Linked DNA regions of Mus musculus: region 1 is linked to region 2. Evidence: chromatin contacts called from ENCODE Hi-C or POLR2A ChIA-PET data. All regions are on one chromosome and are shown on one strand. The core of a region is the stretch at or near the end of the contact, and the rest is flanking DNA. Distances in the headings are between cores, read along the strand shown.

Region 1 (6,014 bases), core at 2,155-4,654, 350 kb after region 2:
CAACTCTTAAAATCTATTGACTTTGTTAATACTCTATATAGGTATTCTATAACTCAGGAACTTCCTATGGTTGTTTTAAGACAACCATATATTGAATGATATATGAAAAGCATAACACATTCTTTGCTTATGCCTTTCCAGGTTTAAAACCAGTTGGAGGGTGAGGCTGGAGTCACGCTGAGTGCTCTTTTCATGGTCCATCTCTGGGCAGAATATCAGATAGAATGCATTTCTACTGTGCAGACATGCGGTGGCCTTGTCCTTCATCATACATTGTCATTCTTTATCCTCTAAGGTTTTAGGTGAGAGCTGAAGATGAACTCTGTAATTTCTGACACAGTAGCAAGCCAAAGCACCCCAGCCAAAGGTCTGACCTTTTCCTATAGTCAAAGATTTTAATCTTTTATCACACCTTCCCTGCCTACCATGCACACTTCCCTACACAGGAAATAGCTGTGGTTTTCCTTTGGAGATATTTTTCACTGCATCTCTGTCCAGAGAATCATAGTACAGATGAGAGTGGCACCAATAATTCAGCCATTGGAAGCACAACACTACTTATGAGGGGTTTGCTTCTCTTTAGTTCCTGTTCTTATCCAATTTACTTTAATCTTTTCCATTTAATTTCAGTCCATGTAATCTAACTTTTTAACCAGCAGATTGATTACAAGGGAGAGAAACAATGAAGGAAGCTTTTATACAATTTACCCTGACACATGGACCCTCTTTTGTAAAATAAGTTATCTGTATAATTAAAATAAATTAATTGTTAATATATTTGCTGTTGACCAATTAAACTTAAATTAAAAAAAATCATTTGTGTTTTACAAGCAGATTTATACATTGTATCACTTGTAAGACCTTCTTAAAATCCAATTGAAAATAATTTGTTCAGTCATTTTATGTCAATTTAACTGCTAAAATTTAAAAAAATCTCAAGCTCATTCTCCTTTGCGTCACTTGAAGAACATATAAAAACTATGTTGCTTTACTTACCTCCAAGCTTTGCCTTGATGGAAATGTCTGGCACTTTCCTGGAATTCCATCTCCTATCCTGTTTTAGTTCTTCTGCAAGTATTGTTTGCCTTTTTATTGTTGTTTGAAATCCTTTGTCTGGTCTAGGAACTCGATTTTGAGGTTTCACATCATGGAAACTCACCAGGTTTGGTATGGCTCTGCCTATATTAGGCTTTAAATTAGCATCTCCACCAGGACTCATAAATCCTGAGCAGGGGTCACCCAAGGGCACATCGTCACGCAATGGTGCTAATGGATATGCCCTCCCATATGGTGGGGGATAGGGGTAGTGAAGATGATAGTCCGGCAAGACTGAAGGTGGATAAGGATGAAATTTTAAAAATGTAGGGTTGCATTTCTTTTCAAATCTGACACAGTTATGTCTGTCTTCAAGTCCTTTCACAGAGGGCATGTTCATTTTCTGTAAGAGGTTACTGTAGTGCGGGTAATCTGGATGCTCAATAGCCTTTCCTTCTGAGAAGATGAACCTTCTAGGGATACTGATCTTCCCAGGCATGGTCTTGACCTCCATATCCATGTACTGTCTCATCAGTTTTGAGGATTATGAATTAAATTCCTTTGTTTTTTTTTTTTTTTTTTTTTTTTACCATTTAACTATTAAAAACCCATATTTCCAGTAATGGAAGATTAGGATTAATCCACCATAAAATTAATTCAATTTTCTAAATGTTAGTCATTTAAAAAGTCTTAAGGTAATTTTTTTCTGCTGAAAGGGAGATAGGCCAGTATAGAAATAGGACATAATAATAATAATAAAAAAACACAAAAAGAGCCTTTGCTGCTTGGCAACAGGTAGAACCATAGCTCACGGAACTACTTATTATGTACATCATAATGGAATTCTTTAGGCAAACCACAGAAAAAAGTCCTAGTAATATTTCCATTATACCTTTTTCTCCAATGCTCAGGAAACCAATACACACACACATGCACACACACACATGTATATGTAAAAATTTAACATGTTCATATTTTGTGGGCAAGATAGTAACTGAAAGAATATACTGAAGTTGATGTAGTGAATACATATACAGTCTCTCTCTTTCATATATACTCTCTCTCTCTCTCTCTCTCTCTCCTACACACACACAAACACACACACACAAACACACACAAACTAGAAATAACTTTTCGGGTTGGAATAAATTATAAACATTGGTATATGTTTAATTTAAATACGCTAACAAGGAAGATATAGTATACTGATTTTTAAGAAAAATAATTCATAAATCATAGCCAATGTAAAAGTCCATTCTTAAATGCCTTAAATTATCTGCAGTTTCTTTAAGTTACCACAATTCTTAGAACGAAAACAATGAGGTATTTATGTTATTTCAGTAAATGGCAGCATAAAAAACGATCTATTTTAAACGATAAGCATAGCAGTCCACTTAAGAGCTGTTTTTTAACTAGACAATTTGGTTTTGCATGAAAATTGCAACTAAGTTTAATTATTACAATCCGAAGGGTAATAGCTCACACCTCCTTAAATAAAGAAGGTAAGCTTCTACAAGAGTCAGGTATAGAATATTTAAATCAGATCAATTGTATGATAGTAAGGATAAGCAGAATGTAGCCACGACCACCTATGATGATGACTGAAAATTTGCAATATACAACAAAACAAGCAATAACGTTGAAATAAATGGGTAAGTTTTCAGCATAAGGTCCTGGACAGTTTATCCAAAACACGAAGGTCAGTAAGTTTTTACTCCACTCCGTATTACCCATCTCTTCATATTAAAAGTGAAAACATTTAACAGCCTGCTTCTAGTGTTTCTATATATTTGTATAAAATTTATTTTTATCCTAGTTGGACTATCATTAAATCCTTCCAAAGGCAGAAAAGATGTATGATTCTTTCAATTTAAATACATTCTCATTCTAAACGGTCCGTGAGCTGGTTCTTTATGTTTTCCTGAATCCAAGTTGAGGATGATCTTCCAAGCCGAGTACTGCATGAAAGTCAATGTCATCTAAGGTCTATTTCCTCCATTTTCCCATCATGCCACTTTTTAAGGCAATACCTTTAATTTCTCCTAGGTGTTCACTGCATGCATTTTCTATTAAGTCCCACACACTGATAATGCACAATCGTTCGCATTACAACAGTCAGGAACTTCATGCATTGGCATTACTATAGCCAGGAAGTTTATGAGAGGTGTACATTCATTAAGTCATCCGTTCTCAGGATCTGCTGCCATTAGGCACCTAAAGGCTGAAACTCAATCCACTGCTAAGGTAATAAGAGGGGCTTCTCCTCTGCACACAGACACCACGGGAAGGCAAAGGTTAGAACTTTGCGACACAAGATTCTTCTCGCTTTGGAATCTCAGACCAGCCAGGTTCTGGAGGGTTTCCTTAGTGGTGCGGGGCCTCGAAGTCAAGGGAGCCCCTAGGGGATCGACCTCTTGCCTCCCATGTGTACCCAAGCTGGGTCCCAAGCTAGCACACCTCCCGCACATCACCCGAGCGGAAGTGGCGCGTCCGTCGGTCCGTCCTTCCGGCCTGCCGTCTGCCAACTTCCGGCGGCGGGTGGGCGCGCGCCAGGTAACGACCTTCTGCGCCGAGGCTCGGCCGTCGGCGGCGTGTGGATGGAGGCCTTGGCCCCGGGCCGGGCTCCGCGGGGCCGGCGGCGGGCCGGGGCCTCGGGCTCCGTGCTCTCGCCGCTGTCGCTGGCCGCCGTCCTGCTCTGCGCCTTGCTGCGGGCGCCCCCTGCAGGTGAGGCTCGGCGCCGCATGGCGGGAGCTCTGGCTGCCGCGGCTCCTCACGAGAATTGCGTTGGCCCCGTGTCACGTGACTCCGACTACACAAGGACACCCTCTCTGGCAGGGACAGCCCCAGTGAGCCTAGTTTTGTGTAGGAATCTTGAAAACTACATTTGCATAGAAAAGACCTCTGTGGGCTCGTGAAGGAGGCCCTGCTCCAAGAGATTATCCGAACTTTAAAAGTGCCTTAATAAAACTTCAGTTCGTGGGTCATTGCCAGCCGTGTGTTTCAGAGCGAGTCTATGTAGCTCTGTATAGTACTGAATTTGTGCTGTGAACCTAGTGAGCTTTTAGACCATCCTTGATAGTGCAGCGCCCTCTGTTGGTTCTGGATGTAAAATGCAGGGTGTAGTTGGAAACACGTATCCTAGTTTCAAAAATATATATCGGAGAAAGAAATGAGCGCTTACTAGATTGGCTTTTTAGCTAGCAAGGTTTGGTCTCTCTCCCTCTCCCTCTCTTTATGTTGAAATTGTAGACTTACTAGCAATAATCTGTGTCCCATAGATCCTAAATGTACTAAAGGTACATTTGTCAGAGTTAAAGTTTATTCAAATAAGAGAACTATAAAGTAACCAAGGATACAGATGTAGAAGAAGTGTGAAGAAAGGGATACTGTGGTTAAAGGAAAGAAATGGGGCATGCTTACTAGTTTTTTATTTTTTTTTTAACTTGACACAATCTGTAGTTACCAGGGAATAGGAAACCTCAATTGAAGATTTGACTATCAGATTGACGTATGAGCGGTCTGTGGGGGTATTTTTCTTAATTGCTTTTGATGTGGGAGGGGCCGGTCCTCTGGGAGGTGGTGTCATCCCTGGGCAGGTGGTCCCAGGCAATGTCAGAAAGCAGGCTGAGCAAGCCAGAGGAAGCTAGTCGGTAAGCACTATTCCCCCGTGCTTCCGCTTAGCCTGCTGCCTCCAAGTCTGGGTTTGAGTCCTGGATGCCTTTGCTTTCCTGGATCGGAAAGAGAGGCCCCTTGGTCTTGCAAACTGTATATGCCTCAGTACAGGGGAACGCCAGGGCCAAGAAGTGGGAGTGGGTGGGTGGGGGAGTGGTGGGGGAGGGTATGGAGGACTTTTGGGATTGCATTGGAAATGTAAATGAAGAAAATACCTAATTAAAAAATGTAATACTAAAACAAAGCATAACAAAACAAAAAAGGAGAGAAATAACCTGCCAGGGGAAATCAGTCCTCACTAGTCTTCTCCCAGGTTGATTTGGGGCGTGGTGTTTATCACAGGCACAGAAAGGAAGCTAGGATGGGGAGAGGGATATAAAAGATTACTCTCATCGAACACTAAAGTTCAAGTGATGGGCACAAAGAGTCCTGTGAGAATAGATTGTCTAATTATTCTGCGTGAAAAAGATGGAGTTGAGTATGGCTCTTGGCCTCATACGTGGTAATGAAATTTGTGTTTTTGTTTAAAAACATTGCCTGACTTTCCTTTTTTTTGATAAGGTCTATCAAAAACAGGATAAGCTTTTAGTATCTTAACATGTAAACTGTGACTGGTAAAGGCTGTAATTACATAGCACTTCATATCTCCGATGATAATTCTATAAGGCTGCAATTGTCAGTCTCATTTTGCAGATGAAAACCCTTAGACTTGAAGTTTAAAGTAACTTTCCTGTGGCAGAATTTGCATTTAAACTCCACTGCGGCCTTTAATGCCATAGTCTCTCCTCTTTACCTGCTGCTATTGAGGCGATTTGGGAGTAACACTTTACAGTCATTGTATTGCATTCTCTACCTCTTCTGTTCACAACATCACACTATCATAAATGCTCATTCAACAACGAATGAAGACTATCAGGAAGTGTTTCAAAATCATTGTCTTAATAGTTTTCATGTTATAGGTGTAGTGCTTGCAAAGGATTCTTGACTTAAACACTGATGCTTCTATCAATGGAGTTTGGACCAAGGAAAGTCTTCCATGACCATCAATTAATGAGGTCATGCAGGAAGTCTGAGGGAGGAGGGGTTTGTGATATGGGCCCTGTAAGGTGGGAGACTATGGTAAGTCAGCACAGAAAGGCTGGGCTAAGATTTATAAGGGGTAAGCCACAACTATATGGAATTCTTTAAGGACTATGCAGAGCAGTAGGTAACATATCATAGGACACTGATTCATACTTCCTGAAAAGGAGTCAAGATAAACTATACTCTTGTTTTAGTACTTGGGAATGTTTACAAGACAAACGTTG
Region 2 (5,736 bases), core at 1,236-3,735:
GAGTCCACACATGGACCAGTTTTTCCTAAACACAGCAAATTCACAGCAGCCAGAGGCCAAACTACCTCAGCTTGACTAAGTCTGCTCTAACCTCACAAGAGAAATGAGCTGAAGTGAGCTGAATCAACCTGTCAGCTCCTTTCCGACAGGCTCGGCTCCCTGCGTTACGAAGCTCACCCTTCTGTTCCTGCCCAGTACCGGCTCTTGTTCTGTTTTGTAGAGTGAAGGTTGCCCCGTTCGGGAATATAAAGGCTAACGAGAACTTTGTCAGACTTGTTAAAATTCTGCCTCTGGTCGTAGGGGAGAGCACCGTCTAATGAAAACTTTTCATTAGGACTGTATGTTCCATTCATGTTAGACTGTATATCCGAGGAATGGCTGGCTACATCTCCAATCTTCACGGGTCCTCTTTCACCAAGGCATGTTTGAAGTGGATTTCAGGATCCAACTGTACTCGGGGAATCTCAGAAAAAGAGACAGATTTAATTTTGTCCCATCTTCTTTCCTATCTCTACAACAGCCCACTTCTCACATTGCTTACAAACATAGTTTTTTTTTTTCTTCCCTGAGACAGGGTTTCCCTGGCTGTCCTGGAACTCACTTTGTAGACCTCTGGCCTCGAACTCAGAAATCTGCCTGCCTCTGCCTCCCGAGTGCTGGGATTAAAGGCGTGTGCCACCATGCCCGGCCAAACACAGTTTTATAAACACTTATTATTGTGTGTTTGTGGGGAAAGGACATGTGCCTAGAAGTCAAAGGACAACTGTGTGGAGTTGTTTTGAATCCTTCCACTTTTTCGTGGGTTCTGGAAGCCACACTAAGGCCACCAAGGTTGCACAGGAAATAAATACCTTTACCTGAGACATCTTGCTAGCTTACAAACACAATTTTTCTGGCAGAGGATGCATATTATTTGGGATCATTTTATTTTCTCTGATCAAAACAAATTAGCCAGCTGAACTGTAACAAGCATTGTCTGAGATTATGGTTATAAACTCATAAATACATAAACAAGAAGAAGCTCTCCCACCAAGGACCAGTTCTGTCTGCTTAGGTGGCAATTTCTTTCTTGCAGGTCCAATAACTTCTGACCATGAAAATAGAGTCTATCAAAAGCAGTTTGTGTTCTCGGTCAGCAAGTTTACTACTTGCATAGCTTAAGCCTTAAACTCTTCCACAGTAGACACTGGGTTGTGAGCCTAACAAAGCCAATTTAAAAAAGACGGACGCCAGAGAATAATGTTGCTTTTTGCAGGATTCCTGGTCTTATAAAAAAATAATTAAAACAAAACAAAACCCAGACTCAGTAGGAAACCGAAAGGCAATTTTGAATTTAGGGGAAAAATAAGACAAGCTAGACATGTTGGCAGCCTCTGGAGGAGGCAGACGGATAAGGGGAAAAGAGACCATGCTTTTGGAGTTAAAGGTCAGAAAGGCAGGCAGGCTCAACAATGCAGGCCTGGGAATGGCTGCATGGGTAAGGAAGGTCTTCAGCCTGATTAAAAATGCCCAGAGCCGTAGAGCAAGCAGGGTTAGGAGTGTTGGTCAGTATTTGAAGGAGATAGGATGAATAAAAGAAAAGTACAGTTTTCCCAGTGAAAACAGGCAGGCTTAGCGATGAGGGTTGTAGACAAAGAAACCAAAAAAAAAAAAAAAAAAACCACCCAACAACCCAGCACAGCCCCCCTCCTCTCCCCTCTCTGACAATCAGCTCCCGACTGCTTGGAGCCTGACCCAATGGCTTGTTATGCCTATACAAACAATTAAGAACCTAACCCTTGGTGACCTCTCCCCAAATTGCAAGCCGTCTTGGTTGGTAATAGAGAGGTGGGGGTGGGGTGAGGTGGGGCCCAAAGCTATGAGGGGAAAGTTCCCTCGGTGACTCCAGGACTGTCCATGTTTTAGCTACCTACGATTAGTTTTTTTAAAAAAAAAAAAAAAAAAAAGCTCTTCAGTTCTTACTGGACCCCTGCCAGCTACTACTTCGGTAATCTCGGTATTCCGTCTAATGCTGGCTGTAGCCTTTGCTAAACCTTCCTGTATTCGAGTCTCACTATTTGATAGCTGCTGCTGAACTGGTTAAGGCCGGAGGGCGCCGGGGCGGGCAGGCTCTGGAGTGGCGGCCCGGAGGCTACACCTCCCCTTCCCCCTCCCGGGCCGCTTTCGCCCTCCCAGGGGACTCGTGCTCTCTACACTCCTGAGCTTTCTTTCCTCTCTCACTGCCTCTGCCTAGGTGCCTTTGCAGCACCTAGCTCGGCAAAAAGAACATATTAAGGCTGCAGTGAACGGGAAGCCAAGGGTTTGCTTAGATTTATCGCCACCGCGCGGGCTAAATCTCCCTCATAGAGCGCGGGCCGGAAACCCAAATTCCCGCGTTAAGGCCTGGGCGGTGACCTCAGGCCTTCCGAGACTCCGCCCTCACGCTGCGTGCAGCGCGCGCTCAGCCGCCCTTACTCTACACGCATGCGCAACGCGGGCCGAGCCGTCACTTCGCGCAGGCGCACTTCGAAAGGCGCGCTTTTCGGTGGCTGCGGTCCCGGCAGGGAGCACAGGTGGGCCCCGGTAGGCTGCTGTTCGCCGCTAAGCCGGCGGGCGGAGGCTGTGGTTGCCATGCCGGGTGTACTTTGGTTTTGTTTTCTTCTGTCCGTTCTTGGCCTCGGGTTGTCGGAGAGGGTGGCCTTGGGAAGCCCGCGGCCAGACGGCGGCTGGGGCTGAGGGACGCCGTTGGGCGTGACGGTTTGGGGTCAGTCAGCCACAGCTACCCCCCGCTAGGACTGCTGGGAATGCTGTAGCTGGTTTGCCACCTAAATGTACTCATTTTGAGTTTCGTGCTTTCGGCAATACTAACACAGGTGAATTTTCTCCGAAAATCAGAAATGCTCCAGCATCTGAACTTGACGCCTAAAATAACATCCTCATCATGAAACTTTTTTTTTTTTTTTAAATTCATTCCTGCTCAGAAAATAGTATCTACAGTTAACCGTCTGGTTATGTAGCTAATGTATATTTTAAGTATACGTGAGTTGTATTTAGAATGGAGTCCCCTACCTGATGTATGTGTCAATACCTAGAAATCAGACACACTCCTGACCCCGAGCAGTTGGACTAAAGATACTTTTCAGTTGTGATAACTGGTTCCAGGCCATACGCAGTCGCTACGGCCTGAGGGGGGAACCTTCCAAAGGGAAGAAATAATAATTCATAATCTATCATATTTCTAAGTTCTGGGGACCCTATAATGCAACAACCTGTCAGCTAAATAATGGTGCACGCTGTTTCTCCCCAGGTGACGACATAGCTTAAGAGATATTCTCAGAGTCACTGCTGAAAGAACAGATTATGTATTCAGAATTCAGGGCCTGGGAAATGGCTTAGTGGGTCAAAGCTGCCGAACCTGAGGACCTGAATCCCTAAGAACTGTCCTGGTAAAAAGAGAAAATTCAGTTCCTGCAAGTTGCTCTCAGACTTCCCCAATTTATTACAATTAATTAAAACTTTTATGTCCAGTGTCTAAAGCTAGGTCTTACAGCTTCAGATCCTGTGTTCTAAATTCCTATGCTACTTTGCCACTAGTAAACTAGAGTTCTGTAAAGTTCAAAAATGATGTCTGGAATATAGTAGGCCCTCCAGTTTTTAATCATTTTAGTGGATACCATGAACTACGTACTAAAGAAAATCTAAATACAATGAGAAGTAGTTCTTGTTTGCAGAAGCTTCCTGTCTAGTTTGAATGACCAAAACATTCTTAATCAGAAAATTAACAAAGTAAAGAAAATTGAAATGTAACTCGGTTGCCCATACTTTATAGATTTCTATCAAGCACAAAGGTTAAAATGACTTAGAAGTGTTAGATAATACGGTCAGTACTTGTGTCATTGAGCAACAGACTGTTTTGGGTTGTATGTAGTTGTGGGATATGACTGACTGGAAAGGAAGGAAAACTTGGTCGATAACTTCTAAATACAAAGATGGTGGTGGAAGAGGACAGTTTTTGGAGAATGACTAGAATAGGTGATTTTAGGTGATAGACTGAAATGAAGCTATAAAGATAATTATAATCATTGCGAACCTTTGTGGAGGATATTTTCCAAGTTACTTCTCCTTCAGGTTCTTTTTTTTTTTGAGACAGGGTTTCTCTGTGTAACCCTGGCTGTCCTGGAACTCACTCTGTAGACCAGGCTGGCCTCGAACTCAGAAATCCACCTGCCTCTGCCTCTGCCTCCCGAGTGCTGGGATTCAAGGCGTGCGCCACCATGCCTGGCTTCCTTCAGGTTCTTATTTCTGGTGTTGTATAATGGAGAGTAAAATAAGGTTAAAGCAGATGAAAGCAGGGCTACTTACTTGCCTCAGAACTGTTGATCCAGTTTCAATTTAAGTAACAGTTTGACTAGATGTTAAGTTTCCCATTATTATAAGCAGAGATGTATGCTTACCTACTTATAATGTGGTAAATTTTTTCCACAGCATTGTCAGAGATAATAGCTATATTAACCAGGAGTGGTTACCCTTTTACTCCCGGTGCTTCAGAGGCAGAAACAGGTGAATCTCAGAAACAGGTGAGGTTGAGGCCAGCCTGGTCTACAGAGTGAGTTCCAGGGCAGCCAGGGTACACAGAGTAACCCTTTCTCAAAAACCTACCACCATCACCACCATCAAAGCTGTATTAAATATAGCTCACATAGAAAGTATTGATTATTTAGCTGTACTTCCAGATAAATAGAAATTAAATTTAAAATGTAGATATTCTTTTGCTTTATCATAGTTCTTAGGGAACCAAATGGTTTTCTTAAAATTTTTTCATCTTAGTATCTAGGCAAAAAGTTGTACATTACAAAAGTAGTTTTTTCATTATTTAGTGGTAGGTTGGGCACATTTGTGTCAAGCTGTGCATGTGGATGGCAGGGGACTGCTTTCAGGAACCACGTAGGCCTGAGAACTTAACTTGGCAGGCCTGTGCTAAGCTCTCTCCTTGGCCCCATTGTATATTTCCCTAAGATTCTTTACAACAATGTGAAGGGGCTTATGAGACTATCTCAGGAAAAATCTGAAATAAAACCCCTATCTAGTAGACTATTTGGCTTATTCTTAGAGTTTATTTTTTATAGGTTTTAATTTTTAACACTGAGAAATGGGGGAAAATTTGGAAGATTTGTGCCATCATGTTTCAAGTGTTTATTCACGATAAATCATTAAAGATATGAAACATGTCACCATCTTTCTGTTCCATGCAGCTCATCCTGTGCTGATAACATCGAGAAGTGTTCAGTGCCTGGTAAAGTACATAGACCTTGCTTCACTTGGAACTCGGCCTTGATTTCTGCCGTTGGTCATAATCAGCAGAGTTCTCTCTAGTGAGTCAGTTCTTTAACTCTCTCAGCTCAATTTCCACATTTGTATAGCAGGGGTACAAGTCTTCAAATCATTTTCATAATCACCTGATTTGATTCTCACAATGGTTCCTTCAGAAAAATATGAACATCCAAAAATTGTAAGTGGCTTGCATAATATTATCTGATTTTTCTTAGAAAACAGCCTTAAGATTTAAAGTTTCATTATGGCATCTTCATACTTAGTTTTGACCTGTTCCCCTCAGTGCTGCCTCCTACCCACCTACCCTTTCCCTTGTTCCTTCCCTCACTAGCCCCTCTTGCCTTCCTGTTACCTGTCCCATTGCCCTATTTCCCTCCTCCCTAAGGATGTCTACCTCCTCTCATGACCACCTTTTGTTTCCATGGT

What was found. A loop is a pair of places that touch in the nucleus more often than their neighbours do. ChIA-PET counts read pairs that join two places held with the same protein, here RNA polymerase II (POLR2A).
Region 1: POLR2A ChIA-PET joins it to region 2 with 15 read pairs in embryonic stem cell. The contact joins the promoter of Zpbp here to the promoter of Fignl1 in region 2. A Hi-C loop is called at or near these places in 3 of 37 maps with a recorded cell type or tissue (T-helper 17 cell and v-Abl transformed pro-B cells). POLR2A ChIA-PET finds 5 or more read pairs at or near these places in 1 of 5 experiments (embryonic stem cell).

The regions. Positions count from the first base shown.
Region 1 is chr11:11,459,809-11,465,822 of GRCm38, reverse strand. Zpbp (zona pellucida binding protein) reads left to right here and starts at 3,404. Exons shown (of 8, transcript NM_015785.2): 1 at 3,404-3,759. The coding sequence starts at 3,459. It overlaps Spata48 (spermatogenesis associated 48), which reads right to left and starts at 2,079. Exons shown (of 9, transcript NM_001347068.1): 1 at 997-2,079. The coding sequence starts at 1,567.
Region 2 is chr11:11,805,711-11,811,446 of GRCm38, reverse strand. Fignl1 (fidgetin-like 1) reads left to right here and starts at 2,485. Exons shown (of 3, transcript NM_021891.3): 1 at 2,485-2,552; 2 at 5,232-5,351.